Regions from separate parts of the Homo sapiens genome. Here region 1 is linked to region 2. The links are chromatin loops, found by intact Hi-C in ENCODE. Cell type or tissue: MCF 10A. All regions are shown on one strand. Each heading gives the region's core, and the rest is flanking DNA. Links, peaks and the distances in the headings are about the cores only. Region 1 overlaps LRIG3 (leucine rich repeats and immunoglobulin like domains 3). Region 2 overlaps LRIG3-DT (LRIG3 divergent transcript).

Region 1 (16,459 bases), core at 4,738-12,737, 200 kb before region 2:
ATATGTTTTATCTTAATAATATACCTTGAGTAAAATAAAATGTCTTTGTCAAAAGACATCCCATTCAGTAACAGATTTTTCAACAACAACAAAAAACCAAATGGCCCAAGATATTGAGATAATTCAGAAAATATGTGGGCAAAACCTCTTCTCTATTAAAATAAAATACCAATGAAAATACTTCTGTGCCATTTTAGCTCACGTTTGAGACCAAGCAAGACAATTATTTCAGGACTTTCCTATTACACATTAGTTTAAGAAATGCCCCATAAAAAAGGTTAAGTTCTGGCACCTAGATATTTCTGGAGTATGAAAATTATTCAATTCATGAAGAAACTGTACCTTTCTTTGAAGACTAATTGTTTTCTTGGCAGGGTACTGTGTTATCCAATGTGTTAACAGAATGCTGTCTTAAACAATGAGTTCAAAGTTATCCTATTACATAAATCTGATCATTTCAGATCGCAAGAGTGGGAAGGACAGCTCAGGCATTTTGCAAGGACATTTGGTTCCCATTCTCTTGAAGAATACCAGTGTAGCACATCTATCATAATATTGGTTATAAATTACTTCCTATCACATTGAATTGAAAGAAATAAAGCCTCCCAAGTGTGTAGAAACACCAAACCACTTTCCTTGGTTCTGTCAATCTTTAAAAAGTAGTGTGGCTCTATTCTGAGCAGTAACTTTTGGTTTCTTTCTGTAGAAAGGCTGTGAAAATAAATTATATATATTCCACAGATACTTAACTTTCATAAAATTTTGCCAGAACTAAGGAATATTTTTCCCCAATATCCTACAATTAGTGCCAATAGTGGAATTAAGATATAAATAATACAGAAATTTTGTGAACATCTATTAAAATATGTTGTACATGAACTCCTATCAAAAAGCATAGGATGATTAAACTGGAATTTTTAAGTATTCCTCCAAGCAATGTGACATTTATCTACATTAGGCTTTTTACCTTGAGTCTATGTTATTTTAGGTTATCTTACCACCTACTAGATTGATTTTGTTAATTCAATTTGGAGTCTCAAAATCATATATATTCTTTTCCTGCAAATGTCAAAGAGAAATCAAGTTCCTACTCTTTCTCCAGACAGTTAACATTACATCTAATCCACAAATTTCAGCACATACACCCAGTAAAAGGGTAAAATCATACTGATGTAGAGTGAATCTAATTTTTGAATTTCAGGCGTTAATGATTTAAACCTTTGTGCTTAAGTACGGAAAAATTAAATCCTTTAAAAGAAGTTCATAATAACTGAAAAAGGCCCCATCTGGCAATAATGAAGACAAATTAACAATAAAATTTTGAAAATCTGGCAATATGATCAAGCCAAAGCATACGAAATTACTTCTCTGTACTTAGTCACTGGTGGTCCAAGGAAGGATCAACTTCCTGTCTTGGATTCTGGCGTCTAAATTAAAGCAGGAAAATCGACTGCAATCTGGGTTCCAGGCTTCTGGCTCACAAGCAACAAAGCTCGAAACTCACTAAAAGCAGGAAGACTTTAACCCCAACATATTCTCTAAGAAGAATCTGCTTTTTGAATAGCTGCTTTCAGTTTAGTTCAAACACAAGACAATGGCATAAATTCACACCTTGGAGGTTAGTTGACTTTTAAAGCTTATTGTGCTATATTAACTCCTTTTGTGCCAATTTATCTTGAGCAAGAGGGTTTTTCTTTAAACTACACATATGAGCTAGAATTTACTACAGAAGAAAAAAGTTTTATAATCTGAATTATTAAACTGAATTTTTTTTCCTTTCAGTTACTTTGAATTGTGTCATCTAGTTTTGAAAATATGGTTATATTCCAATGAGAACACATGGACACAGGAAGGGGAACATCACACACTGGGGCCTGTTGCGGGGTGAGGGGAGCAGGGAGGGATAGCATTTGGAGATATACCTAATGTTAAATGATGAGTTACTGGGTTCAGCACACCAACATGGCACATGTATACATATGTAACTAACCTGCACGTTGTACACATGTACCCTAAAACTTAAAGTATAATTAAAAAAAAAAAGAAAATATGGTTATATTCATTTTTCTGTGTATATATGCCTGCCATGTAATTACATTTTTCAATGAATACTGTTTTAAAACAAATGTTTTAGTTTTATGTGCTTAAGTAAGATATTTTATACTTAGTTTTTAACCAAACCTTGATGATCAAAGAAAATATTTTGGTAATTGTTCAAAAATAGCTTAGAAGTACCATTTATATACAAACTGCTCTTCCAGCAGAAAATCAATAAAAACAGAAAACAATTCTAGCAGCATCTCATTACAACCTGGAACAGTGCATGAAAGTCCACTTCTGCTAGAGCCATTTTAGCTATAGACATATGCAATAAACCACTCGCTTGCTGTAAGAAAAGGGACGGCAAAAGTGAAACTACTTGGATAAGCATAAGGCATTAGACCACGTAAACCATTATTATAATTAAAGAAACATGAATTGAGCAGTGATTTATGGTAGTTGTACTATATTACACCAGATTATAACAACAAATCTTTTTTTGTTCGTAGATTTAGAAATAATGTACCTTAAATCTCTGTAGCTCCTTCTCGTTTACAATTGTGCTTTCATATGCACAATCTGATTTCAATCTGTATTACAACAATCCTGGGAGGTAGAAAAAACGGTCATTTTTGTTCATACTTTAATGGGCTAAATATAATTCCCATCCGTTTGAGACATGATAATGTGAACTAATTAAGCCTAAATTGTGCTAAAAATAATAAAAATTGTTATTGTATAAATGGGGCTTGGCATCAAATTGACACATTTTATTAAATATAATGTGCAAAATATAATGAAGTAACTTCTATTTAAAAAATGGTACAAGGCAGGTATTATTTAAAATGCTTTAGTAACTCATTTTCCATAAAAAGAAATCTGGCATTATAAAAATACATAAAATAATCATGATTTATATCATTAATTTACGTAAGATACTTTTTTGCATAAAACAAAGTTAAAAAATAGTTTAAAAAGGTATTCTTATATGAGCATCATTCCCAGTATAAAAATTTTCATAACTTTTTGTAATTTTGGTTCATCTGTATAAATAAAGCATTTTTATCCTTTTAAAATTCATAACTCCATTTAAAAAACATAAGATTCTCTCTCTTTTAAATAAAAGTTCACTTGAGGTAGTATGTTAAGCTTTTCCTTTGGTCTCATTCAGTCTATGTGTCCAAGTCATAAGACTGAAAATTTGGAGTCCTGTAGTTTTCTAAAGTCTGTTTAAAGGTACAAATGTGATTTTCTTCCTGAAAATCTGTCCTTTCTTTCCCATCTTCCTCTGACCCAGAGTCCAAGTCTGGGGAAGAATGAGCTTTCAAATAAAAGGCTCTTGGCTGACAATCTGATGGCTGTCCAAAGCTTGAATAGGCATCTAGGTGAGGTCTCCTGAGAGCTTTTCCAAAGGTACCTGAAAGAAAGAAACACCTTGAGCACATGGGTCCCTTTGCTAGCATGTGAATCAATAAAACCCATTGCAAATGAAGGAACATCTTACCCCATGAATATGAGTAAGTGTTTTCTACAAGTCCACATTATGGCACTCACATACATGTACATCTGTCTTACAGCCAGATCACTTCTAGAATGGAGCAAAAGACATTTGCCTTCCCTCATATTTACATCCACTGAACAAATGCATCTATTCTTTATCATTTCTCATGACCTGTAGTAATGTTAATGGTCATGCAATAAAGTTCCCCAATATAAGTTTCCCCACATCCTAGCTGAGAGCCCAATTTTGGTGACGGGTGTGTTGGATGGTAACATCCAAGTTAACTGAGGCTAAATAAAGAAATTTTCTTTCAAAATAAACCTGTGTCCTGCCCTTTCTTCATTAATTGTAGCCAAATATTACTCAATTGAATCAAATTCTTGCCTCAGTTATACAAAGCATATTATTTTAATTTTTTCCAAAAAAGGAATATAAATAATTACACTGTGATAAAACATAACATTTCGTAGAAGTTGGGTAAAATATTTGAAAATTCTCCTTTTTTAAATTTTATTGTCAACATGGCAAGTTGTGGCTGATTTTTCCATCTCTCTGTTCAGTGAAAAGATGACCTCAGCTCTTCCATCCTATTATCCCCATGCATCAGACGAAAAAATTCACTACCTAATCTCAGTGCCAGCCAGCATCTAACACCACCGACTTGGACCTTAAGGCTGGTTTTCTTGGCCAAAGGTAGTCCAGCTTGTCAGACTAGCAGTTGTTGCTAGGTAGGATGTTGTTTTCCACCCTTCGACTGCGGGTTCAGTTGGAAGCCACCAGACATACCAAACCACAATCATGCAGAGCACACAACTCCACCCCAAAGGCCGTGGGAGCCCAAAACCACTTTTTCCACATGGCTGACAAGCTGAGCTCCTAAGTCCTCCCCAAACCCTTGTCTTGGAGTAGATGCCACACACAGTGCTACCCAGAAAGCTCCTGAGGCTTAGTTATAGATTAAACACATCATCAAGTAAAATCCCACCTCTGACTTTGCTTTTGGAGGCATTTACACTAACTAGTCGGATGTCATGGCAGCCTCATTCAAGAAACCATTTTTTACCAGTTTGACATTCAAGGCTGTCATTGCTCTCTCACACACAACTTGGAGTATGGATCCTCAGACGAGGTACCTGATAACTTAATAAACTTACCCATGAAAGAATTACTCGAGGCAACCGACGCTGGCTCTGGATTTGCACTAAAATCTAAAGAGGACTTGTTTAGACACAGATTTTTCATTCCAGGTCCTTCATTGTGAGAGTAACTAGTGTTAAGTAGCTTCCTCACATGTGAAGGCCACGATATATTACTGAAGCTCCGTTCGCAGGATTCTTCTGAAGGATGAGAACATGGGTAGCACTCCTTTTTCTTTATGTAACTGGGCTCATAGTGGTCCATTAAAACTGTTCTTGGGTCAGGACTGCAACCTTTTTAATATGGGGGCAGTAACAGAAGGAGATTACAGTTAGCACATCTAGAAGTCTCTCTAAGAAACAGAACTGTACTCAAGCAAGAAAACCACCTACCTGTATGATATGTTTCAAAAGGATCTGAGCCATACACATTTCCCTTCAAATACATAGGGCCTGTGGATCCCAAAAACGGACAAAGGAACAGATCTGTGGCAGCTTCCACATCAGCTTCACTGCTATTGTCAATATGGCAGGTCCCTTTGAAACAAAAATCTTAGTCAATGATCCAATTATTCAAGTGCCATTCAACATTCTCCCCAGTTTTGGCATCTTCCATATTTATAGATGAAAGTTTGACTAGAACATCATATAGACAAAAAAATTGCAAAAATTTACAGTAGGGTTTTAAAAAATTTATTAGAGGACTTAATTAGCCATTGTGCTAGGTGTGGTGGCCTTATTGCTCACTTGGTTTCTACGGGAAACTGATATGTGCAGATCCTGCAGCCAAAGCAGCCATGGTCTAAACCACATACCATCAGCACTGTCCCCTTCTTACAAAAGGTCCCAGATGACCAGAACCAGGATTGGCACTTGGCCAATGACCTCTTAATGCCCATCTCAAAGATAAGCTCAGCTAAACATATCATCTCATGAGTATCTGAACCAAACAACACAGAAATATACGCCATTTACTGCTGGACACAGCAGGTGAAGAGTAAATGATATCATCAGGGTTAGAGATGTCACGATGACGCATGTGTCTGGGAAGCAGAAACTGGGCAGCAAGAGGTGGTGGGCTGAGAGAAAAGCAAATATGCAGAACGTGACACAGTAATGCTGGTGGCCCAGAGCTACTCTGGGAGCAGCCTCATCTCCAGCCTCAGCATCTAGGCAGCCTGGCATTATTATGCCCCAGTTCTGTCCCTTTAGGTTTTCCTTAAGTGTCTTTTCAGTTAACCCCATTATGCTTTAATGAGCTTGGGTCTCCACTCTGCCTCTAAACGGGTCTAACCAGAATACTCACTTCTATGCTCAGATCCTGTAACTCTACGCTCTTTATTTCTGGCTTGCCAAGCACTTTTAGTTTATCCACCTCTGACGAAACTGTGAAATTGAAAACATATACTTCTCTCCCAACTACAATGTCTGGCACAGAGCGTATAATAAATACTTATGGGAAAAGTTGGTCATATATTTTAGAATAACATCGATGGCTTCCACTTGCTGAGCCCTTAATATGTGCCTAGCGCCATGTAGTTTTCCATCTTCATTTCATTTGCACAAGTACCTCACCAGAAAGTATTGTATGTGCCCCACAGTACATGCAGTAAGTAGTAGGTCTTGTACCAAACCTGTGCTCTTGTATTATGCTGTCTCCATTATTATTCTCAAAACTATGCAGCATTGAAAGCAAGGGTCAGAATTAGACTTCTCAAAGAGGCTGGGTGCGGTGGCTCACGCCTGTAATCCCAGCACTTTGGGAGGCTGAGGCAGGCAGATCACCTGAGGTCAGGAGTTCAAGACAAGCCTGGCCAACATGGCAAAACCCCATCTCTACTAAAAATACAAAAACAAAAGAAAGCATTAGCCAGGCGTGGTGGCATGTGGCTGTAGTCCCAGTTACTTGGGAGGCTGAGGCAGGAGAATCGTTTGAACCCAGCAGGTGGAGGCTGCAGTGAGCTGAGACCACGCCACTGCACTCCAGCCTGGGTGACAGAGCGAGACTTCGTCTCAAATAAATAAAAATAAATAAATAAAAAATAGACTTCTTAAAGAAAATAATGTAAACCATTAGACTTTTAAGCCCATTCATGTAACCAGTTAATATCATTTAAGGGCCAAAGAACATTTATAATGTAAAGGATACACAAATATCCTTTACACATGGAATAATTACATTTTTCTAAACCTACTAGTCTTTTTTTATTGTTAGAAACAAAGATTTATTTCTTTCCTAGTATTTAAGAGAACGGTATAGAACTATACAATTTCAACCTTGCTAGTGATCTTGGGCCAGGTCCTAAATGTCAGTGTTATCAATGTCTTGTGAAAATGAATATCATATCTGAGCCTTCCACCATATGACTTCAAAACAATTACAGCCCACATTCATTTTAAACACTTACCACTACTGTCATGTTGTGGTAAGAAAAATCCAGCACCTGAAGATGTGACAAACTGGTGGTGGCTTCCACTTTCTGAAGACACGTACCCATCCTGCCTGTCAGCTAACGTTCCCTGAGATGACAAATAACTAGGAATATCTGCTGGCAAGTTGGTCTCATCTGTAATAAAACAGCAGCATTTTATTAACCAAGGATGATCGTTAATTGTCCCACAGGCATCCCGGGTGAATGGCATAGACTATTTTGGCTTCTGTATACATCAAATTAGGGGAGATCTACTCTGGCAAAACCATCTCGATTGTACAGTATTCTGGAACGGCAAATTAGGGCTTTGCTGCTCTGGGACGTATAAGCTGACTTTCTGTTTTATCACCCATTGGATGCACCTCCCAAATTTCAAAACAACAAATGTTTAAACAGATTTTTTAAAAGGCTGAAGGCCTAAGAATTTTCATGGGACAGTATCTAAGCTTTCGAATTATGCTTGATTATTGCCATATTCCCTTCTTAATATTACTAATCAATATCTGACTTTGCACATACTAATCAAGTCACAGCTCCTCTTCCACTAATAAAATCCAACCTAAGTACATGCACATACGCACAGACAACAAGACATACAACTACTGCAGAGAGTAAACCTTATCATTAAAGGGCTGTTCCTGGTTCTCCATCACTATCTTATGAAGGAGTTAGAAATATTTTAGTCAGTGACTTGGATTTTATCTCACAGCCACAGGATACCCTGATGTCATTTTAACAAAAAGTATTAATCTTTAAACATCAGCTTTATTTGGGGCTGGAGTTTTTTAGCGAATCATATTTCTGCAGCTTGAAACAAATGAGTCACCCTTCTGAGATGAACTCAGACTGCAAGACACACGTTCTAGAAGTATTTGCAGAACCACAAATACACATGACTCCGGTGACCTGTGCCAAGCTTCTGTTTACACACCTGTGTTGGTAATGCTGCAATCTTCATTCCTCCGCCTTGTGTGGTATATGATGACCACCCACACGAGTGACGTGCCCACCACACAGCAAACCACGGCTATGATCACGACACCCACAGTGGCCCATCCGTCATCGTCTAACGATGGGGCTGTCATCTGAGGGGAGTCGCAGGTTGGAGTGGGGATCACACTGAGGCGCACGTTTCCTCTCTCAGTGCCAAGGGTGTTAGACATCTCACATGTGTATTTCCCAGCATCACTGACATCTGAGTCCACAATAATCAGAAGCTGATTGCCTGCTGCAAAAAAGTGCCTCTCGGTTACCACCAATGGGCTATCATCTTTGGTCCAGTTCAGTTTAGGGGGAGGGCTTCCTCCAGCAATGCACTGTAGGACGGCTGTTTCTCCCTTGGTTACAGTTCGGTCCAACAGTGGCCGCAAAAATGATGGTGTTTCTGAAATAACAAGTTATGCTTTTAATTTCCCAAATAAAATTTAGTTTCCATATCATAAAATGTAGCATTTAAACTTATTCAAATTGTAACCTAAAATTTTATTCTCCCACAACTTACTGGACACACTTTTCTAAGAGCCTAAACATATACAACATTCAGTATTTCACTATTCTGCTGTCATTTACTCATAACACCAGTTAAGGATAATATCTACTATTTTTAAAATCTCAGCTTCCCTCACTTTTGCAAAAGTCGGGAAGCTGGTAGTAGGGGGGGAGAGTGGGAAACAAAAGCTTTTTAAAAATAGAAAGTACAAAAATAATTTCAAGCACAAGGGTATGTTGATAAATAAAAAAAATCAGAATGCTTAAGTTTTTTAAGTGAAACTTTTTAGGGCCGGATGCCTGGGCCTATATTAAAACTCTGACAATAATTTACTTTTATTATTTAGTATCTTAATAGGTTACGTTAATTAGCTCTTTCAAAGATACGTGAATAATAATTGTGTTTACATTTTTAAAAAGCATTTGTTTAGGTAAAAGATGAAAAAAAAACTCTGACTTCCGGAGAGGTATGGTAGGCTGAGAAAAGAGAGTAAGGCCTTCCCAATTTGTTCCCACATTTTTTTTTAATGTTCTTTATGGTGTTAAGACTACTGATATAGACAGCACAGTGGGGAAATTAGAGGAGGGTGATCCCCCATAAAAGGGAAAGCATCCCAACTTTTCCTCGGCCCCTCTCTTCAGGATGGAGGGGGCAGGGATTCACCTCAGTGGCCAGACTTGAGGATGTCATGCAATCCCTGACTTCAAAGTGTTCAAGAGGCCATTTGCATTAATACTTTCTAGGAAAAGGCAATGCCCCATACATCTTCATCTCTTACTCTCACAACTTCTGATACTTAGGGACCTTGGATGAGCTAGTATCTTCAAGACTGATTTATACTACAGAATCTTAACAAATTCACCCACCTAGGACAGTCAGAGTTGCATTTGCTGAAATACTTCCTGCACTGTTCTGAGCTGTGCAGCTGTATACCCCAATGTCCTCTATCTTCACATCCACGATAAAGAACACGTCATCCTCGGGCATCACATGCATGCGTCTCTCCCGTGCAGCTGGGAAGTCTGTGCCCCCATCCTTCTGCCAGGCTATCTGGGGGGCTGGGTGCCCCACAGCAGCACACTCCAAGCGTGCCATGGCCCCAGCTCGGATGGTGAGATCCATGGGGGTCTTGGTGAATGAGGGAAGCACTGAAATCAGAGAAACAATATAGGCATTAGCACAGTGGAGTCTTACAGGTTCACTTGCATTCCTTTTTATTATTTGTTTGTTTGTTTGATACTTACAGATTGTCCCTGACATAGATTGGGCAGGGGTTAATTCCAATTTCAAGTCAAGGAAACTAAAGTTGAGATGGAAAGATTAAAAGGCTTGCTCAAGGTTACAGATACAGAAACAATGAAGTCAGGATAAAACAGAGGTCATCTGATTCTCAGAATGAAGGTCTTCCTGCTATTTTCTGCCACTTTTTAGTTTCCTCAACAATCAACTGTGAGATCTTGGGTGTATCAATTAATCTCTTTGTACCCTGACCACTCACTTCATCTATTTTTTTTTTAAAGTCTCTCCTGGTAGCTCTAACATTCTGTGACTTTTAAGATACATGTTTTGCCCTACAATTTAAACTCAAAACTGTTCTATGTGCCAGGCCACAGCCATCATTTGCTGAGTGAATGCATTAATGAATCATATTCAAAATCTTCTACCACGGCAGATACAGATAGTTAAATGATAAAGTGGCAAGGATCCTACTGTAAAACTGTATACCTACCACACAAAGCAAACAAGAATAGACTTCTGTTAACAGTGGCTAACAGTGCATTTACTGAGCACTACCTTGTAGCCATTTTGCTACATCCTTTACACATATTATTTCACTAAATGAGCATAATGCCTCTAGGGGGCAGGTCCTATTATCCCTAATTGAAAGATGTGGAACTGGAGGCGGAGAAGTGAAGCAACCTGCTGAAAATCACGCAGGAGTGGCAGGATTCACACACAGATCTCTGAATTAAAGGCAGTGTGCATCCAGCATGATGCTTTGCAGCCTTCCAGATCAGTATACTACACTGTAAACTCTCAAAGAGGAAAACATTGCTGGGCACGGTGGCTCACACCTGTAATCCCAGCCAGCACTTTGTGAGGCCAAGGTGGGCAGATCACAAGGTCAGGCGTTCGAGACCAGCCTGACCAATATAGTGAAACCCCGTCTCTACTAAAAATACAAAAAATTGGCCGGGCATGGTGGCGCACGCCTGTAATCCCAGCTACTCAGGAGGCTGAGGTAGGAGAATTGCTTGAATCTGGGAGGTGGAGGTTGCAGTGAGCCAAGATTGCAACCAGGATGTCATCCAGCCTTGGGTGACAGTGCAAGATTCCGTCTCAAAAAAAAAAAAAAGAAAAAGAAAAAAAAAAGAGCAAAAACATGTCTGGTTCATCTCTGTGTTACTCACCACACTGAGTACGGTGTCGTCTTCAACATAATTGCAGGTTTAGATACAAATAACCAAGAATCTTAATTTTGTGGAATGAAAGGTAGGGAAAGGAAGAGTCAGGTGGGGAACTGTGAGAAGAAAAGACAGGGTTAAGATTAAGAGAGAAAAACAGGTGCTTTCTATTTCTAAAAGGTATCTTTAAATGCTAAAGGAAAAGTCAGATCACATACTATTTACTGTAAGCTTGGCTTTGACAGAGTAGGATGAACCAAAGTGATTGGAGATGACACACTGATATTTCCCCTCACTGGCAAATTCCACCTCGCGCAGCCGAAGGATGGTGGTATACTCCATCACCTCGCCACCTTGGGCCCGGAGGTGTGCATAATTTTCCATTTCAGCATCATGCAGTAGTTCATTGTCTTTTTTCCAAGCAAAAGTCATTGGGGAATCACTGCTGCTGGCAGCTGAGCAGATGAAACTCAAATTGGAACCTTTTATTGCCGACTGTGTTTCTGGCTGAACCGTGATCTGGGGTTTGGGAAAATCATCTGTTAAAAATGGAGAGGAGGAGACAAAACAATGTTAAGGCTCAAGAGTCCAAATACTACTCAAATTTGAACACCAAGAAATGCAAAAACAGTGGCTTAGGTTTTACCCTTTGTGTATGTTTTCCAGATGGACTAGCCGTCCCCATGTTGAAATGATACACTGGGAGAGTATTTATAAAGTAACTCATTCATCTCGAATACAGATGCAGATCTATTTATCAATCACTATTACCTGAGAAAAGACTGTTATTTTGGAGCTATCGGAAAACCCACACTTTATTCCTGATCCCTTATGCTTTCTATAAGTAGAAGAAGAAAGCAGTTTAAAAACTTCCAGGCTCAGGGATCATTTTTGAATGCTACTATCAGAAACTGCAATTGTTCCCATGTTCTCCCCAGATAATGAGCAGCAAAATTAGGAAATCAAACATCAATCATGATTAATCAACAAAGACAGCCATTAACACTTCATTTACCAAAACAGAACCACTATTTAAAAACAGTAATTTAGGTAGAGGCAAAAAAAAAAAAAAAAAAAGCTGATAGCAAAAGAAAAAGCATCTGTAAAACAAACTGTAAGACACTGGCTTCAGCCTGGAGCTTTGAGCGGCCAATCGTGCCGCCGCGCTGCCCTGTCAAAGCTACATTATAATTAGAGCTAAGCAACTCTTTCATTCTAACAGTTATTTTTAGTTCTCTGTTACATTTTGGAAAAGTTACCTTTTTGAACTTCAGTTTCTCAGCCATGATCTAAACCCAGAAGGAAACATCTGAGATCTACCAAAGCGTACCATTTGGGTGCTACTATTTGAAAAGACAACTTTTTATGTGTATTGAATGGGTTATAGGGGATGCTTTGATAACTCCAGGGCTGCTATTTTTCAATGTCTGCATATTGTAATCGAGGTGTTTTCTGTACTATTCTGAAATTCTCATCTAATAAATCGATGTTCAGATTCACAAGGAAGTGAAAAAAACGATGGATACTATACATGTGTTTCAACGTAATAGGGGGATCAGATCTTGGGACTAAAAAACTATGAAACAAGGACCATGGGAAAGGAGCAGTTCAGGCCCTTACAGATGAATGCCAAAAGCTTATTCAGTTCCAAAAGCTACATCAGAGGTTTTATTTCCAGAAACTACTGGCACTGCTTAATGCTGCAACCTAAAAATATATATCGTGGACAAAGCAGTTTTAAGTAAATTTTTAAATGCCAATGCAAAAGAAGGTTCTTAATATTTTAACACCCATGCTTAAATAAAAGCAAATTCTGATTTATTGGTTTATAAAACATATTTATTTTTACAGAGGTCTCCATGGCAGCTAATAGTAAATGGCAGCATCATGTAATAGACAGAAAGTTACACCAGAGATGAAAACTTTTCTTTTAAATCCAGATCTGCTACTAACTAGCTATGTAAAGTTCAGGTAACTAGATTTCTAATGCTGAGATTCTTGGATGCTAAAACAATGGACCTTAAAATTATTTATAATAAATTCACATTTCCTATTACTTGTAAATGTTTTACCGACCAATAGTTAATTTTTTAGCACCCCATAAATCATTAATAATTTTCTCTTTCATGTAAACCTCCCAACAAGCCTCAGAGTTGGGAAGAGAAGAAAGGAGAGTCCCCATTTCATGGATGCAGAGACTAATATTTAGGGAATTTAAGTTAAGTAGAAGGGCTGAGATTACCCTTCCATTCTCCCAAGATCCAATTTCATTCTCATTCCACCGCACCATCCTGATGCCAAAACAAAGATGAAGCAATTTTAGAAAACTCTCTTTCCCATCTGTGAAATTAAAATAATCAGCAAACTATAGACCCATTTTCCTCTACCTCAGCAGAAATAAAAGCTTTATAAAGAGATCATAAATCTATTCAAAACCATTATTTGGATAAATGGGAGGGGGAAAAAAGAAGAATAAATAAAAGGCAAGGGCAATACTTATACTCACCACACACAAAGCCATCTGGGCTAACAGCAAAAATGCTTCTTCCTTTTAGCAGCTGAGGATGGGCACAACTGGCATTTACAAAGCTCTGAAAGTTGTTTTCCGCCACCCACTGTGGGAGCCATTTTAGCTGGCAATCGCACAAAAGGCTTGATGTATTTAAATGCCTGAGGAGAGTAATTACATTCAATTTGTTCTGTATGAAATGCAGATTTCTACAAGTAAACTAAACCCAAGTAAATATTAACAAAGCAATGAATTTGGAAACTGAATACACACATCCCATGGAATAAGTATCCCACAGTCCATTTTAAAATACAAGAAATGTATCTAGCATGATTTTCTGTTGTTCTTACTGTCCTACTGAGACAGAAGTGTTGATTTATCAAAAGTTCCTTACAACTGAAAAAATTACTACTATATTGGGTGACTGTACTATATTTGGTCCCACAAAGTTGCGAATTTAAAATAGAAAGAAAAACTCATTTCAACAAAAAGAACAAATAAACTCCTTTTCTGTTGCCTAGTATAAAAATTAAGTAATGTTAAGAATGTGCCAGGCACTTTTTATAGATACATAATCCAGGATGCCACACCATATGACAGTTTTCCCCTCTATACTTTCAGACTCCTAGAAGGAAAAGAAAAGCTTACAATTGTTGCAGTTTCTTCATTTGTGAAAATGCATTGCCTTGTAAAGACATGATTGCGTTGTCACTCAGGTCTCTGAAAAATCACCAAATCAAATGCATCAGAGCAAACTACCATCATTTCGTGCTTTTGGACAAAGTTTGGGCCCCCACTGCCCACCCCATTTGCCAAACAAATACTCCCTCTATGTGTCAAATACATGACTGGGGCAGCCCCAGAAGAATCCACTGCAAAGCTTGTGCTGAAGACCCAGGGCATTTGTATCACAGATAGGTTTTGTTTTAGTGAAAAAGATTCACTTTCTGTCATCACTTAAAGATTATTTGACTCATTAGGGCCCATGCTGTTCTATTATTTCATTCTATTACTCTTTATTCAAATTAGCAACTATTGGAAACTTCTAAATATACAAATAAAATATACAAATAAAAAATAAAAATAATTATGCTTTTATAAAACATTTACACAGTATTTTTGAAGATATGCACTCAGTTAAGTGATTTACAAGTGTTACTGCATTTATTCCTACAACAACCCAAAATATGATGGTATTACTACTTAGCTCAGCACGAAAGGGGAAGGTAAGGGTTGAAACAATTATTTTCAATTCCAAAACCTGTGCTTTTAACCATTAACCTAATTCTGTCACCCACAGCTCACTAACATAAACGCAGTAAGATGTTCAGACAAGATATACTTGTTAAAACCAATACTTCAGGCAGGAAATTCATAAAATGAGCACATATTCTGGATTAATTCTCTTTATACAGAGACTTATAAGCACTCTGCATTAAAGTATTCACCACAATGATTACCACTCTGTTTTTCTTTACAGGGGTCACAGTATACAAAGGGAATATTGAGTGAGACAAGTGGGAAGAGAAGACAAAGAAAGAAGGGACCAGACATGGCTAGACGAAGAGGCTGGGGCAATCAAGGAAGATTTAAGAAAACTGAAGCAGAGATTAATACTCCACTGATCCACTAATTCCACGTTCCCAGAAACGGAATGGGCCAAATGACAAACCCTTTTGGCTAGTTTTCTTTTCAAAATAATCGGTTTCAATAAATACTGCAATGTTGGTCTGCCCTTCCAAAACTCAGCTTTGCAGAATCATTCTACTATAATTTGAACTGCCGCACTCACTGTCTGGGTGGCTCACGATCCAAGTCTCCCTCAGAGGAACTGGTGCAGTCAGAAGGTGACAACACAGTGGTTTACAGATAACAGCTAAATCTTCACTCTCAATACACAGCACACATAGGAGAACCCAATATGTATTTTAAATTGTAACTTCTTTTGTCCTGGTTAATACATATTAAAACTTCTGGATACAAGCATTCCTTAACAGTCAGAGTCGATATTATACATTACTTTGTACTTTTACTGTACAAGCGTAAAACATACATCCATGGTTATAAGCAGCTGGTTGGTTCCCTTAGTTAAAACATGCAAGTTTTGATTCCTATCAATGTTAGCTAGCTTTCCTCTCTTAGTGGCTGAAAATTCCTGAGCCCCTAAATGACATTTCAGAAATGTGTGCCAGGAGTTACTAGGAGCTACTGGGAGTAGCGGCAGAGATTGTACAGGCAAGAGCTAGTGTGATGCAGGGACACTGTGCAAGTCGGGGCAGCTCTGGGTTGCGTCCTGCTTCTGACAGCTACTAACTGGTGGGTCAAGACGAAACAAAAGAAAACAACAAAAAAGAGAACAATGGTAAGGGGGGGTTGTATGTTTCATAATTAAACAACAATAAGAGACCAACAATTCTCAAAGTAGTGCTAAAACTCTCCTATGTCACTCTTAAGGATTGTGGAACATTGTCTTTGTTCTTTAAAAGCCAAGTCATCTCCTTTAACTGTCCAGTGGAATCAATAAACTCTTAGAACCTCCGCTTAACAATAAAGATAATAATAGCTATTGAATTGTATTCTGACTAAGAATTAAATGAGAATATATGTGAATATGTGGTACAATGCCTGATATATAGTGGATGAACTACACCTAGTAGTTTGTTTTTTTTTTAATTAAATAATCACTGTTTGAGAAAAACAATTAAAAACCCATTAAGGAGATATAGCTTTTGTTCTTAAATACAAAGGAAAGCATACACCTGTATACTTCTATATAGGTAGGTAGGTAAGTAGGTAGACAGAGAAAGAAATAGAAAGATAGGGAGATGTTTAAATATATTTTATGGAACCGGAAGGATGCCAACAAAATTACATTCCAGTTTGTTTTATCTTTCATGACACATAAGTAAAAACCATCTTAGAGATTCTCTTTTAGGGTAACTAAATT
Region 2 (16,459 bases), core at 3,236-11,235:
CATAACGTGTATAAGGTGTGTAGTGGTTTCAGAAGAGGAGGGGGAGCTGTAGGGAATAAAAAGTTCATGTTAAGCAGGAGTAACACGTGCCGGGTAAAGGAAGATTAACCTCATTCTTAGAATATGTGTTTTTCCTCAACTCACAAAGAAAAATCATTTCATAGATAAGAAGAGTGTCAATCCTTGTCACGGAGCCTTTTGAAGTCATCATTTATAGTGCTTATTTGAGTATTGTTATCCTTTCTCTCTGGATACTGCAAAATCTTTAGTGTGCTTGGATTTCCATGGCCAACTCTACAAGAATTTAGATCAGTGTTGCTTAAAGTGGGGACCAAGGATCTATGTGGGTCCCAGAACTGTTTGTTAGTACCTGATGATGAGATAAAAAGTTGGGGTCAGAATTGCTAAGCATATTGTTTATTCATTTAATGTTTTTTATGTAGCTAGACTTTCTTGATTATTTCCTGGAGTGCTGGAAACAAACAAAGACAGGTTACCTTGAGTAGCAGTTATTTATCTTTCGGCCTCTGTATTAATGTTAAATATGCGAAAACATTTAAGTACTTGTTGTGAAAAAATGAATGTTTGCTGATAAAACTGTACAGCAGCCTGGAGAGTCAGAGATCCTGGGCCTTAGTTTAGACCCTGGTGCCTACCAACTGTGTGACCTGAAGCAACCATCTCTGGATTTCTTCATTTGCAAAGTGAGCTGGAATTGTTGTGGATTAAACATTTTAATGACATGTAAGAAATTTAAAGGAATGAGTGCATCGAAGCATTACATTCTCACATCCAGACTCACGTTGTTAACATATTAAAATTGACCATTGATTGAATGAGAGGACAGGGGCTAAATGTGTTAAGTTTAAAATTTAATTTAGATACTCCACAACTCTTATCCCTTGAATATTTCCCATCTTTAAACGCATACTTTGGTAGGCCAAAAAATCTTCTTGTGGTCATAGTGTGTCTTCATTGCTATAATAATGTTCTGGAAATATACTCTAGCCAAAAATCTCATTTATTTCCCTGCCACTGTTGTGAAGAACCATGACAACATCTATTTTCTCTTTTTTACAAATCCACAAGACCTAACAACCTTTAATCTGCAGAAGAATATATTAAAAGTTGACAATGTTTTTTCTGCACCGCTATGTATGGTAAAACCTTACTCGTTTTCTCATTTTTTACTCATGACAATAGCAATATAAGTAGGTGTTGCAGATATTTCAGTGATACTTCAAACAGGATCTTTTCCATGAGGCAAACAGAACCAAATGCAAAGTTGAAAAACATTAAGAAAAGGTATTTTGCTAGAAACAGAAATAGCATTTCAAGTGATTTGTTTTGGGAAAAGCTTGCAACGTTACCAAAAATTAACATAAGTAAATTTGTTCTTTTTATTAAACAGAAATATCATTCAATAAGCTGGTCAACTAATGTCATTCGAATCTGGGTTGGGGGTGGTTTTCCAGGTTGTATTTTGGGGTGTGTGTGTATGAGTTTGCATTATTGTCCTTTTCCTCTTTCCATCCCTCTCAGTAATCTGTCACTGTCCACTGGGTTGAATGCATTGGAACCTCTTTTTTTTTTTTTTTTTTTTTTTTTTTTTTTTTTTGAGACGGTGTCTCGCTCTGTTGCCCAGGCTGGAGAGTGTAGTGGCACAATCTTGGCTCACTGCAACCTCCTCCTCCCAGGTTCAAGCAATTCTCCTGCCTCAGCCTTCCAAGTAGCTGGGACTACAGGCAAGCACCACCATGCCTGGCTAATTTTTGTACTTGTAGTAGAGACGGGGTTTCACCATGTTGGCCAGGCTGGTCTTGAACTCCTGACCTCAGGCGATCCACCCACTTGGGTCTTCCAAAGTGCTGGGACTACAGGTGTGAGCCACCACGCCCAGCTGGAGCCTCTCTTTAGTGTTCCAGATGCCTCCATAATGTAGGAGTACCCAGTATTTTCCAATTCCTTTTCTCCCTAATTGTTTGCATAGTGCATCCCACAAGTCCAAGTTGACTACTATTCCAGATCTCTTCTCCAACACCACATCCCTGTTCTTTTGGTATCTTTCCATCTAGAGCCTTTTGCCTAAATTGCTTACTTACTCATTTCCAACTCAAATTTGAAGTCAACAAGCTGTTATAGGTTTAGCCCACTGCTGTATTTTGACAAGGTAGGTGCTCACATGAATATTTGTTGAGTTAAATTATTTAAATACAACCTGCCAAAAGCTGGGTCAGTTTCTTCTTTCTTGATATCAGATTCCTAACACTTCAGTTGGACGTGCTAGCTATCTCCTTTAGACATATACAGCATTTTCTTTGAACACATCTTGTGACATTTATACTAGTATCATGTTAAAAACACAGGATTTGTTGTCAGACAGAAGTTCAAACCTCGGCTGTCAAATCTTGAACATGTGATTAAATTTCTCAAGGATGCAGTATGTTCTGTCAGGTGAGGATGTTGATGCCTACCTCATAAACTTCCATGAAGATTACATGGCATAATATGTATGCAAAGTGCTTTGCTTCCTGTAAGCATTTCATCATCATAATAGCAAACACTTGTACATACTAATGTGCCAGGCACTGTTTTAAATTCTTTATGTTTGATAACTCATTTGTTCCTCACCACACAATGAAACAGACGCTATTCTCCCTGTTTCCCACCTGAAGAAACTAAATCACAGAAGGATAAATTATCTTTCCAAGCACACAGACCTGGCAGGCTGTAAGAGTCAGGATTAAAACCAGGATGTCTGGGCTGTGCATTTAGCCACTCTGGTATACAGCTGCTCAGGAGTTGTGTATTGTTCTCTCCTCCTTATCATAAGGAAGCGTGTAATGTAATGGAAAGTGTCATGAAACTTGAATTTTACTTCTAGATTATCAGCAGCTGTTTACTCTTAGGCAAGTCATTTATTCTCTTTAAGCCGTAGTTTGGTATTCTTATCTAGGAAAAAAAGGATTTGAGTAGCAATCACCTTCTTTTTGTCTTCCTGGCATTCTTTTTTGGGGGAATTGCCCCTCTTCCAGTGTATTCCAGAAGGACTCTCAGTCACTGTCAGTGGCCATCAGCTCCGCTACTGCAGGGCTTCCTACTCCCAGACAGAGATGGTCTGTGACTCCCCTGGGTTGAGCATATGAGCAATGCAGGATTAGAATAGTGTGTATTTGTGGCCGGGCGCGGTGGCTCACACCTGTAATCCCAGCACTTTGGGAGGCCGAGGCGGGCAGATCACGAGCTCAGGAGATAGAGACCATCCTGGCCAACATGGTGAAACCCCGTCTCTACTAAAAATACAAAAATTAGCTGGGCGTGGTGGCGCATGCCTGTAATCCCAGCTACTCAGGAGTCTGAGAAAGGAGAATCACTTGAACCCGGGAGGTGGAGGTTGCAGTGAGCTGAAGCCGAGATTGGCCGCTGCACTCCATCCTGGTGACAGAGCGAGACTCAGTCTCAAAAAAAAAAAAAAAAAAAAAAAGGAATAGTGTGTATTTGTAAACTGTATAGAACTGGGGGAAAGCAAGCCCTTTTGTATTTTTCAAAATACATAAGCTGAAATAATCATGAAGGCATGAAGCTGTCAGGGACCATCTCTGCCACCAGATGGAGAGAATTTGCTTGAGACAGAATCCAAAATAAAGAAAGCAGAGATGTGAAATGCGGTTTGGGTGGAGAGAGACAGAGAGAAAGAGAGACAGAATGACCATTATGACAATGAGTTTGGTACCTGGATTCAGCTATATCTGAAGTCAGTCTACTGCTATACTTTTCAGTTTTGTGATCCAACAAAACACTTGTCTCCCCTACAGACAAGTTTGAGTTGGCGTTCTTTCATTTGTAAGAGAAAAAGTTCTTATTCACACAGACTTAAGGAGATCATCTCCCTTTTAACTACAGTGTTTTGTAAACTTAAGTTTCATTATATCTTTGCAGTCATAAAGAAATATATTTTTGAGCAAACAGATATTCAATGAATTTTTAAAAAATAAATTGAATTGTTGAGCCTATGTAATTCAGGATAAAAATAGGTGTATCTGGGATCTTGAACATATATTTCAAATGACTTTTATAGTTTCTTGGTGATTGACTACTTTGATCATGATCTAAAATAATTTAAAGCCAATGTTTCATTGGCTTAGATATTTTTCTTAACCAGCTGACTTCTTCTAAACCTTGTTTGGAAAGTCAACACTCTAGAGGACTGATGCAAATTAAAGTGTTTTCCTGGGCACAGAGATAAGTGTCTTCCTGAAATCACAAGCAAAACACAAGATAGAATTGTTGAGGGTTGAGTAGGATGTAAAGGGAATTTCCAGTCATTGCCTCTGCAAAATAATATAGGGTCAGAAAGTTCAAAGGGGCTCTGGGAAGGAAAGAACAGAATGGCCCCCTCAATCAGAATTATATCCATTTTATGTTAAAACCACCGAACTACTTTCAATCTGGTACATATGTATTATACATATACCTACTGCAGCTTACATGCAAATGTGTTCATATACTTAGAACCACATGCAATGATCCCCTCTGCAATTATTCACAAATTAATCCTCCAAAAAGAAAGCAAGCTCTCTTAAATCTCTCCCATGTGCCAGGAAGTATGCTAAATGCTTTATACATTATCTCATAATTCTCTCAACAGAGATATGAGACAGATCTCTCCCATTTTATAGATGGTGAAATTGAGATTTAGAGTTTAAATAACTTGCTCAAAGTCTCACACCTACGAAGCAGTTTAAGTCATTCTGGCTTAAATACTCAACTTTAATCACTGTGCTATGTTGCCCCTCCCAGGTGTAATCTGTTTTAAAGATAAAAATACAGAGATATTGCCTGCCCAACAAAAGAGGTTGTAAAGTTTAGTATTCTTGGAACGAGGCAGAAGGAGTGGGTATATGATACATGGGAAAAAATCAAGTTATAAACATTTAGGAGGCTAATACTGGGGGAAAAAAGACGAAGACACATATTCCCTTCCTAGAAGTGATAAATCCTATTTACTGAGACTTAGTTTATTTTATGTAAATTCTATGTTTAACGTGAACTCATAGTTTCACAGCTCAAACCTGTTTGGCTGCTAACATCCTCCTTAGAGCTCTGCCAGCCAGAAAGTAAGCCAAACAGCAAAGCAATGCATGCTACAGCCTGCCAGATGCAGCTGCTGAAATCTAGCAGCAGATTTAGTGTTTCCTGTAGAGGCCTCCTAAAAACAAAAGTTCCCAGCTTGTTTGTATGTGACCAGCTTATGTTTCCATGATGCCTTGGACCATGGCTTTTTAGGGGTCATTTCATTTCATAAACCTTGTTCTGACTCTATAGGGAGTCCACTGCGTTCACACAGCCATGCTCATGGATATAATGAAATTTGATTTTTAAGTGGAAAATACATTGTTTATTATTAGCTTACAAACCAGACTTTTCCAAATCATGCAAAAGATTAGGGCAGTGTTTGATGCAACGTTCATCCATTTACTGAGGTGATGGAGACAAGGTCATGCTTGCTGATGAGATGAAACTTTAAATGCCTTGAAAATGTGGGAGGTCTTTGTGAGACTAAGCAAGGAATTCCATATAGCACAACACACACAGTGTTAGCTAGCTGCCCACATCTGTGTGTGGCTCAAGCAGAAATAGTGATGGAGTCTCTTAGAGCTAGGGATTGGTTCCCAACGGCCTCAACCCAAAGAGTTATACAAGCTTTGGGGAATAGTTTTAGTGTAATTGCACATGTGGTTCTTTTTTGTGACGTCAATCTAAGAGCCGATTCAACATTACTGAACCTTAGATTTTTGTCTCAAACACTTCTTTAAAAGTTTAGAAGATGCAATATTTCCTTATATCTAGCTTAATGTATTTGTTACATAAGCTTCTATAGAATGAGGTTATGAGAAAACATACTTGATATTTTTACCTAGCAAGTGTTTTAATAATTTGAGGCATTATACTTTATTTTTGTTAACACTTACTGAAAGCTGTCTGTATATTAGACATATAATATATATTTAGTCTCCATGTAAGGTTTAGTGCATTTTATTCCTTTGCTCCCTTTGTTGCTGTCTCCCTTTACTAGAATGTAAGCACTACAAGGGGAAGTTGTTTTGTCTGTTTTATCCAGTGATAAATCCTAAGCACCTCCAATCATGATTGGCTCAGTTAGGTTTTTAATAAATACGTTTTGTACAAATGAACAGGGAGTATACTCAGGGTTTTATAGACATATCCCTTTGAATCTTCATATCAACCCATATAAGCATGTTATGTTTTCATTCCTATTCACTGATAAGGAAAATGAGGCTTTGAGAATTTAAATAACAATTTCTCAAGTCCATATAGCAGATAAATAATCAGCCTGAATTCAATTATTGAACTCTTTCTCCGAACTCCATGTTTCTGATTTCTGGTATACGTTCTCCTCTTAAGCAATTGTGTGTAAAATCTGAGTTGTATGGCTAAAATGTCAGGCTCTCTTCTGGATAAAGAAAGTCCCAGAGGGGAGGAGAAGGGTTGTCATGGTCTCTAGAACCCCAGGGAGTTTCTGGGGTGCATCACTGTCTTTGCCACCTAGTCTGACTGTCAGAAGGCTGGGGAAGAGGTCATCATTTTGAGGTTCCTCTTTTACTTGTCTGACAGTGAAACAGCTATGGAGAAGAAAGAACCAGGCACCTAGTGAAGCATTAAGAAATCATTCCTAGCCCTGTCTCTCGATTTCTTCATCAGCTTGGGTGTGTCTGTGTTCTCGAAAATACACAGGTTTGAACAGAGCATGTTTGTGGTTTGGATTTAAAGAGGAAGGAAAAAAGAGAAAAGGATTGAAGAAAAAGCAAGGCAAATAAAGGAAATGAGTGCTTCCGACACTGAGGAAAAATAAAGTTATAAAAACAAATACTAAGAACGGTATATTCATTAGAAGCTATTCTCCTTCTAGAACAGGAGAAAAATTCTCCATAACATTGGTACCAAAATATGCAGTCAAATCTTCCTAGAACCCTGGGGTCGTGAGTGTTTCACCAGCCACTTGCTGCTGTCGTTCTGATCTGCCTATTAGTCTTATTCGCTTGATCATTCTCCTCTACCTCTCCCTTGTTCTTTTGTTCATGGTTTTGCACCTCTTGAATGGGAAGTCTGAGTGATGACTCAGACATATTAAGACACATTTTATGCATTAAGATTTTTTAAAAATGGCATGTAGACACTAACATCATGCTTTTCCTAAAGACAGAATTACGTTTGCCTGGAATTCTGTGTTGAAAAATCTGAAGATGCACTAATAAATACTTGATGCCTAGTACCTTGACCTTCTCTTTGGGGACCAAGATCTAGCTTGAATATTATCTGTGACCTTTTAGGTTATTTAACTAAACTGAATAATTAAAAGTTTTTTATTGTTCAGTAACCTGAAAGTAGGGTGTGCATTTGAGAGGTGGGTGGAAAGCGAAAAGAATGGACATAAGAAGGTTATTATTTCCCCTTCAAATAACATTCCCAAAGACTCATAACACTTTGATTGCTAGCATGGTACACAACTGTGACTGTCAGCACTGGCTGCCATTACCTGGGGAGATTTTTAAAAAGTGCTTATACTTGGGTCTACCCCAAACAAATTAAATCAATCTCTAGCAGAGAGGCTTGGGCATTGAAATTTTGTGAAAGCTTCCCAGGTGATTATAATATGCAGCTAGGACTGAGAGCCTACCTGGAGTAGAATAAGGATTTCATGCTTTAGAGTCTGATAAGCCTGTATTTCAATTCCAGATATGCCACTTTTTGTGCCAAGTGACATTGGGCAAGTTTTTGAAACTTCCGCAACTTATGTTCTTACTCTATGTAAGGAGCCAGTGTGTCTTCATCAGAGGATCATTTTAAAGATAAGATGAGAAAACATATGTGATATAGCTAGTATAGTACCTAGCATGTAATTGGTGTTTAATAAATTAGGATTATCACCTCTATCATCATCATTAGGCTTGGAAGAGACCATTGTTTCTACAGGTAAACATTACATGGTAATAGAGAAGAGCAGACATGCACTGGAGACCACTCCAGCCATCTGCTCTTTGTCCGATGGAATATATACTATGAGTATTTCTACTACTTTATCCAATCTATCTTTGAGCCACAGTACTGCAATGATCGAAGCTATTCTGACAAGTTTCTACCACCAATGGATAAAGAGTTCTAAATATTAAGACACTTCTTTCAACATTTAGTTTATTCAATTAATTCTGATTCTACTATGCTTTTGGAACCTTCCAATGTGCTAACAATTTTAAAGCACTTATCTTTTTTTTTTTTTTTTTTTAGACGGAGTCTCGCTCTGTCGCTCAGGCTGGAGTGCAGTGGCACGATCTCTGCTCACTGCAAGCTCCGCCTCGCAGTTCACGCCATTCTCCTGCCTCAGCCTCCTGAGTAGCTGGGACTACAGGTGCCTGCCACCGCGCCTGGCTAATTTTTTATATTTTTAGTAGAGACGGGGTTTCACCGTGTTAGCCAGGATGGTCTCGATCTCCTGACCTTGTGATCTGCCTGCCTCGGCCTCCTAAAGTGCTGGGATTACAGGCGTGAGCCACCGCACCTGGCCAAGCATTTATCTTATTATATTGTAGATTTCATCAGCCTTTGGCAATATTAAAAATCAATTTATTTATTTATTTATTATTTATTTTTGAGGCGAAGTCTCGCTCTGTCACCCAGTACAGTGGGGAGATCTCAGCTCAGTGCAACCTCCACCTCCTGGTTTCAAGCGATTCTCATGCCTCAGCCTCCCAAGTAGCTGGGATTACAGACATCCGCCACCATGCCCAGCTAATTTTTGTATTTTTAGTAGAGACGGGGTTTCACCATGTTGGCCAGTTTGGTCTCGAACTCCTGACCTCAAGTGATCTGCCCATCTCAGTCTTGGACATTACAGGCGTGAGCCACCGCATCCAGCCAAAAATCAATTTATCTCAGTAACATGTTCAAAATAGATAGGAAGCCATACCACGTTTTTGCTCCTTGAATCACAACTTGATCTTGAATCCATTGTCATGGATTCTACCTTCCTCTATGTAAACCAGGCATTTCATTAGCTATGGAGGTGCAGACTGGATTAAACCCATCTATAAAACTGGTAAAACCCAAAATACTGTTCACTATGAATGAGACTCACTTGAATTAGTAGTCTTGCACAAAATAAATACCCATGACTATTGAATTGAGAGGCACTACTCTACTGTTTAACAGAAACAAAGTAATTTTCCTAATACTGATTTGTGTACTTAAAAAAATCTACAAATGTGTCAAGGAGAAAGTTTAATCTCCATTTTCCGTATTCTAGGAAGGCAGATAGACTATGACTTTGATAAATGACACCAGTGTTCTCACAGGCACTGTTCCTTAAAATCATTTGTGACTTGTGACCAATAAACCAAATGGATCTACTACATCTTAAACTTAGGATTTACTTTTGAAATCTCTCTCCAATGTTTTGCTTTTCTCAGTGACTCTAGCCTGGCGCTAATCTTCATGGTCTTTTGTCTCTTCATCTTAATCTCTGCACCTGCCAACACATTCATACAATTAATCCAGATATCTTTCCTGGTCCTTTTCTTTCCTTATTCATGAATCTTTAATAACTCCTTGTATTTGTAATAAAATCCAAATCATGTGAAAAAATGGAAAGAGTTTGACTTACTTGAGTTTGGAGATAAACAGATCTGGGTTTGGATCCTGGCTTTGTGGCTTTTAGCTGTGTGAATGTGAGTATATTATTATTTTTCTCTAAGCCTGTTTTGTTATTTGTAAAATAAAGATAAAAATAACTGTCTCAAGGTTGAAATAAGCATTACATGAAATAACTTCTGCAAATCACTTAGTATAGTGTCTGGCCCCTAGTGAAAGCTCAATTAACATCAGTCACTTTTCTGACCCCCTGATTCTAGACCTGACCCACCTTTCCAGTTCTGTCTCTCACTGTGGTCTCCCTCTGTCTCTCACATATCCTTACTTCCCTTCCCTGCCTACTGTCACTGTATACATGTATCTTCCATTCCACTGCTTCTATGGCTTTATTCATCTATATATTCATGGGGTTCTCTTTGTCACAAATGCATTTTTTTGAAATTTCTGATCAGTTCTTCTCTTACACTTTCTTGAGCTTTCTAGTCAAAATTGATCTCTAACTCCCTACTCATAATCCTTGTCATACCTTCACTGATCTTTCTATCTGTCTTCAGATCCATTTCATGATGTTGTTTGCACCCACCTCCTCCACCTGATTACGAGCCCCTTAAGGGCAGGGGCAGGGCCTTTCTCATCTTTGTCTGTACCTGCCCATCTCCCTCACCCCTTCCAGAGGGCTAGGAAAACTTCTTGAAAAGGAAACACTCGAGAATAATTCTGTGAATATATTAATTATTTAGCAAATTCATTGTACTGTTGAAATGATAAAACATTGACATGGGTAGGATGGTAATATGATTATTATTAATTATATAACTAGAAAAATTAATCAAGTCCACCGAGCTCAAGTAACTTCCTAGAGTAATATTATGAAAAAAAATTCTCGTGACTTGAAAGCTGTTATAAAATCCCTTAACAGGCCATGGGGACTAAAGTACACCCAGTAAGCTCACAGCAATACAACACTAAGATTAAGGCAGTAGAAGAAAAATCAAAAGGCAAATTGTTGAGATGCAGGATAATGTGTGCATGACCCAAGAGTATAGGTAATTTAGTTATTCTTATTCTGGCCAGGGGAGCCTGGAGGATAATCATCTCTTCATTCTCACTGTTCGCATTGGCTAGTAGAGAAGTAGAATAAATAGAGGAGAGGACAGAATTCTGAGATTAGTATAAACCAGTACTCCATCTTCTTCGATGGTTTATATTAACCATGCCTTTGTCTTCCTCTTGTTTATATATTTCATGTGTAATAGATCTCTGTAAATAGTACATACTGATTAGGTTTCTCTGTCATATTTTAATTCACTTGATGATGACCTTTAGTTTTTCCATTTAAATATAAAAATATTGAAAACATTATAATTATTTAATGTTTCCACAGTTAGTCACAGGTTTTTTTTTTTTTTCCTGAATCTTTCATTTATGCTTAGTGGATAGGGTTACCAACCAGCCCAGCTGAGATGAAAGGGTTTTCTGGGACATGGGACTTTCAGTGACAAGACTGACACAACTTCTAAGGAACTAAAAAACTGTACCATGCTAAAGGATTTTTCAACTTTTCAGAAAGAACTCTGAGTATTGTTTCTTTTTACAAGGTGTTTGCAATGTAGTTGAGGGAATATGATGCATGAAGCCAAATACAGGACAATTCAAAAGAGAATGAAATCTAACATAAATGGGAATGGTGCAGAATATAGGGATGCAATGTTTTAGAACTGGGAGTGTCAGGAGGATAACAAGGAGGAGGCTACTTTGCAAAAATCAGCCTAGAGTGGTAATGCTCAGAAGGCTAGAAGCTTAGAAACTCAAGAGGAAAGGGATGAGGCGTAAACAGAGAAGAGACATGGTATGAGTATGAAACAGTGAGGAATTTAGCAGCCTGACCTGTGGCTGGTGAGAGTGAGCTGAGGTGCTGCAGAAATAAATGGATTCAGTAAATACAAACTGAAATAAAGTCTGACAAGGATGCAGTAGGAGATAACTTTTGTCTGGCTTTCCGACATTAGCTGGAATAATTGGGTAGTGGCTGCAATAATGATTTATATTTGATTACTCAAATTTCACACAATGATAATATATGCTTCTCATGAAATAAACCACCTCATGTGTTACCAGTGCAAGTACATGTTTAAATGAATGGCCATTATGCAGTGAGCCAAAGAGAAAGACAACATCTCTCATGAAATGTTTTGTGTGGTGAAATACTCTATAGCAAAACCAAAGAAGTTTCAGCAAAGAAAATAAATAACTGCTCTTTTCAAAGAGAGTTTTTGCCCTTTATCTGATATTGGCAGCCCCAGAGGTTTGGCTTATAGAAAGCACCTTTGCCATTTGTTTTATTGCTTCTCTGTAAGTTATTTGCCTCCAATTTTTAGCAGCTGCATTATTTTTCTAATCCTTCTCAATTAACATACCCTCTGCATCATCGAAGAACTCTGAAATAGAAGAGGAAGTTACATAGGAATGACATTCCATCTTTCCTGAAGAACAATTTTCCTGTTAGACATTCAGAAGGAAGAATGTGAGTTTTTTTTCTTCATTTGTTACCAGTCTCTGCTTAAAATTCAGATGAACTGCAGTTTCTGTGACTGGTTATGCTTTAATATGAACTCTGTAAAAAATTCCCCCCTTTTTTTAACCACTCTTTTTCTCTCCTCAAAAGCAAGCTCTTGTCGAAGAGGAAAGGAGAACTCTGCTTCTCAAAGTAAACAGGCCTGCTGAGCAGAGCCCGTGGCCCATAGAAAGCCCACCCCTTCAGAAGGAAATCAGATCCTTGGGCGAAAGAGGTAAAGAAAAAAAGAGCAGCTGTTAAAACATTTAGTCTGTTTTTCTGCTCAGCCCCTGCTGGTCCCCTTGCTTCTCAGCTCCGTGTACTGTACTCGGTGTTGTGTGCTGGAAATGCAGGACCCTCACTGTGGGGCAAGCATATGAACAAGGACATTCCCTGGCCTCCGCATCCTCGCGGCCATCTTCGGCCTCTCCACCCTCCTTGCTACATTCCTGGAGGACAGTCGAAAGATTGATTGGATGATTTTTTGGCAGCTATTTGCAGAGCCTGCAGCCACAGCTTGGTTTAATTAGGGAATCAGAGCGTTTCTTTTATGTAGGTCACATTAGGTTTTGATTCCAGATCTCATACAGCTAGAACCTTTCTAAAAAGTCAGAAATACATGTACAACTGGCAGGCTTTTCTTTCTCTCTCTCTCTTTTTTTTTTTTTTTTTAGAAAAAAAGGTTTTTAAAATAGTTCTCATCTGGGTCATGTATGCTAGTGTAGCCGTTTTCTGTGTCCTTTTGTCTAATTATCAGAATAAGAGTGATATTCTACTTTTCTTCCATGAAGCTCCTGTTGTCTGATGTACATATGCTGAACACATATTATAAAATTACTGGCAGGGATCTGGGGGTGGTGGGAGGGTTAATGGTTATTTGTTTGCTTCTTTGTGCTTTTGCACCCGAAAGGTTTAATGGGTTCCCTTTCTATGGAATCTAATCCTGAAGAATCCAGGGAGAATGTAAAAACAATTATCCAGTTAATCTTTGTGCTGTAGTTAGGAATAAATACAAGGCAGTAAGAGAGATAGGAGACTGGGCATTGTAATGACACTGCAGGAACTGAAACCCAAAATTAAATATTCTCGGATTATAGGCAGCCCTTAGGAAACCTTGTCTAAAGAGTTTATGATGCACAAAGAATACTTCTTGGTAGGTAGCCAAGTAAGAGCCGCTAATGATTATGGACGTCTGAATGATGAACATGGATTCTAGTATTGCCTTAGAAAAAAAACCTAAGCTAATACTATTTGCCTTTCAGAAATTTGTTACAATTAGGACATGATTCTGATTTAAATTGTGCTTCAGGTACCATGTTATATGTATACTTCTGCTTATAGGAAATTTGAAATTTTAGCAGTCAAATAAAACATAAATGCTAAACATTTAAACATTAAAGAGCAAGACAGCCACCTTCACCACTTCCAAAAAATATATTTGCAGAGTATTTGCTGATATAGGCAATGCGTACTTAACTGACTAATGTGATTTTGTGTAGTCTACCACCCAGAGATGATTAATTAGGCTACTCAGTGAGGGTCATGCAAACAAGTTTTAACGTTACAGGCTCTCAGGAGTGTGAAGCAGTGTCCTGTTTACATTTCCTGGATGGTTAAATGAAGAGCGGTGTGAAACACTGAAATGAAATACGATGAAACATTTCAAGTTGTGTACCTCTCAAAATGTTAAGAGGGGCTATTATCCCTCAAAGCCTGCAGATTCAATCAATTTCAAATTGTTAAAAGCAGCTGGAAGGAGACGTCTGTCAATGGAGGAGGTGTCTTGTCTGTTGGAGAGACTCACAGACTCTTGGTCTCATTATTTTCAGAACGAAAAGGGAACCACAGCTGTCTGTTCTGATACATCTGATTAAACTGCTACACCAAGGGTCAGAAAGAGATGGAGGAACTCTAAGTTGAGCTTTGGAAGCAATAGTTTCAGGGCATCTATTGACTTTCCAAACTTCTTATTGGGCGGGAAGTATCACAATAATAGGACTTGCCATCAGACATCTGGCATGATCATTGTTGGAACCACATCATTGAAACTGCCTGTCTAAGGATATTTTACTCTTGTTCTCCTCTCTTGCAACTCTCACCCCAATGAATAATATCCAAGAAGAATAAAATGAATTCATTATGGTTTCAAATTGCCCAAGGCAGAAATGTTGCCTTTACATTTCAGAAGAGGAGATAGCACTGGTACCAAATGTATAGAAAGGGTGGAGTTTATCTATTACCAAATCAAATTTAAGTTGCCAAAGGTCTCTTGCCTATCATCTTACTTTTTTTTAGAAAAGTGTCTTAACTATAGCTCTTGTGTCTCTCTGCTGTCACTCAATTCATTCTGTAGAATATAGAGTTCCATATTTTTATTATGATTGGAGTTAAACCACAGACCCTCACAAATTTGTAGTTGGTGGTAGTTCAGTACACCTAAATTAAAAAAATAAAAATAAAAAAATCCACAGTGTATTTTATAGAGCTGCAATGCCCCCTTCTGTCTGCAGTGCCTGGGGTGGAAAAACTCACTTGGGTTTATGAGTTGATTGTGGCAAGTGAAAACAATGTTTATACTTTTCTTATAATGGTTCAACTACACACATGAGAGGGCTGTAAACCAGCAGTGACAGTGATCATTCAAATTCTATCCCTTCTATTCCATTTCCTCATTTGGCCTCCTATAATCTATAGGAAATTAATATAACACTGATGATTGCTGCCATTGGCCAGAAAACCCAATTATCTGTGTGGCTGTGAAGGTGGATTAGTAATGTCCTTTTTACTGTGATATGTAGGTAACCTAAGATGTACATTTAAAGAGCAACAAGTGTGTTTCAGCCACTAGAATCTTGATGGGAATGATTAGTTAGACTTACATGTCTATTTGTCTATCTGCATAAACTTCATTGATTCCCTATAAGACCATGCTATAATTTATAAAACATGTACAGTACAGATTATGTCTTAACTCCTAATAACTTCTCAAAAAGGAATTGATGATACCCTTAGCCAGAACTAATCAGAGAAAAAAATATCTTTGATTTGGTCTGCACTCTCTTTTTTCACCATCGGTTTGGCATGTTTTACTCTGCTTCTCTTACACCCCTTATCAATTATGCCCCACGTGGTTGGCATGCAGTAGTTGTTTCCCTGGGCAAGGCTTTTAATAAATATTACAGAAGATTCTCTGGACTTCTCACTGCATTTGTTCAAAGTCAGATTTTCCATGGAGTCTTCATCAACCATATTTTCAAAGAAGGTTTACGTGTTTCTAATATATTCTGAAAACTAGCTCAAGTTCTTATTGCACAAATGGAGTATGAAAAATCATCTCTTAAGTGTTGCAGGTGTGTGTGTATGTGTGTGTGTGTTTGTGTTGTAAGTGGTATGTCTGTGTGTGAATGGGAATTGAATTTGAATGATGGAGACAGTACAACTGCTGGCTTTGCGTTAGGAGAGGAGAAGCATAATCTAAAATAGTTCTTTCCCATTACATACAAATAATGAATCCTGAGGCTTTCTATGTACCAATATTAATTTCTTGAATTTCAGATTTCTGTGCGCCCTAATTGTGTTGATGACAATAATTATTAGATTGAACCACTTTTGACGTACAAAATGAACTAAAAGATTCATTTATACATTCTTTTAAAATGCAGTTAGGTTTAGAGTCTCCACATTATAGCTTTGGATTAGAGAAAAAACACCTTAAATAAGATGCTTCTTTGGGCACAAAAACACGTGCTGTGTGTGGAGGTCAGAGCATGGGAGATTAGGCATGCTTCAAAGATTTTTTATCACACATTTTTGGGGCCTTCATAGTATTAAATATTAATGAATCTTAGTGTGTGTTAGAAGGTAGTAGAGAATCAAATTGAAAAGACTGTGAATAGAAAGAGATGATCTATTGATACCGTTTTTTCTTTAGTATCCCTCTTTATTTGATAATCCCTGAATTGATTATAACTCAGACATGAAGCAGTAAATTCTCTCCTTTGGGCCACTCTATATCCACAAAAAGCATTTGTTGAGTAAGGCCTTGTGAGGAGGTCTTGAAAACCTTGTGTTCTGATCCCAATGATGAGTCAGCGCTATCTCCAGCTGGCTATGGGAACGTTGGAAAAGGCACTAATTCCTGTCAAATTTTCCCTCTGGGTCTTCCAACTAGTACTCAATCACAAACAATGACCTATTTTTCTTTAGCGTCTGGTGGTAGAATTCTTTAAGATTCCTTCA

Evidence for each region. Hi-C counts contacts between places; a loop is a spot of excess contacts. Peaks named below come from ENCODE experiments on the same cell type or tissue, not always from the same donor. Only the 100,000 strongest peaks of a DNase experiment are listed, where the experiment ranks them.
Region 1: it touches region 2 in a loop (4-fold over the local background); 3 of 110 quality-filtered maps call a loop at or near these places.

The regions. Positions count from the first base shown.
Region 1 is chr12:58,869,360-58,885,818 of GRCh38, forward strand. LRIG3 (leucine rich repeats and immunoglobulin like domains 3) reads right to left here. Exons shown (of 19, transcript NM_153377.5): 11 at 14,161-14,232; 12 at 13,510-13,673; 13 at 11,222-11,542; 14 at 9,465-9,746; 15 at 8,041-8,493; 16 at 7,086-7,244; 17 at 5,071-5,214; 18 at 4,696-4,971; 19 at 2,796-3,457. The coding sequence ends at 3,213. Among named protein-coding and RNA genes, the nearest start is that of LRIG3, 43 kb to the right of the region's middle. In MCF 10A, for the core only: no CTCF peak of the experiment used is centred there; a DNase peak (open chromatin) is centred at 8,022.
Region 2 is chr12:59,072,555-59,089,013 of GRCh38, forward strand. The region is part of intron 3 of LRIG3-DT (LRIG3 divergent transcript); the gene reads left to right. Among named protein-coding and RNA genes, the nearest start is that of LRIG3-DT, 160 kb to the left of the region's middle. RefSeq lists an enhancer at 9,520-9,689. In MCF 10A, for the core only: no CTCF peak of the experiment used is centred there; DNase peaks (open chromatin) are centred at 6,717 and 7,117.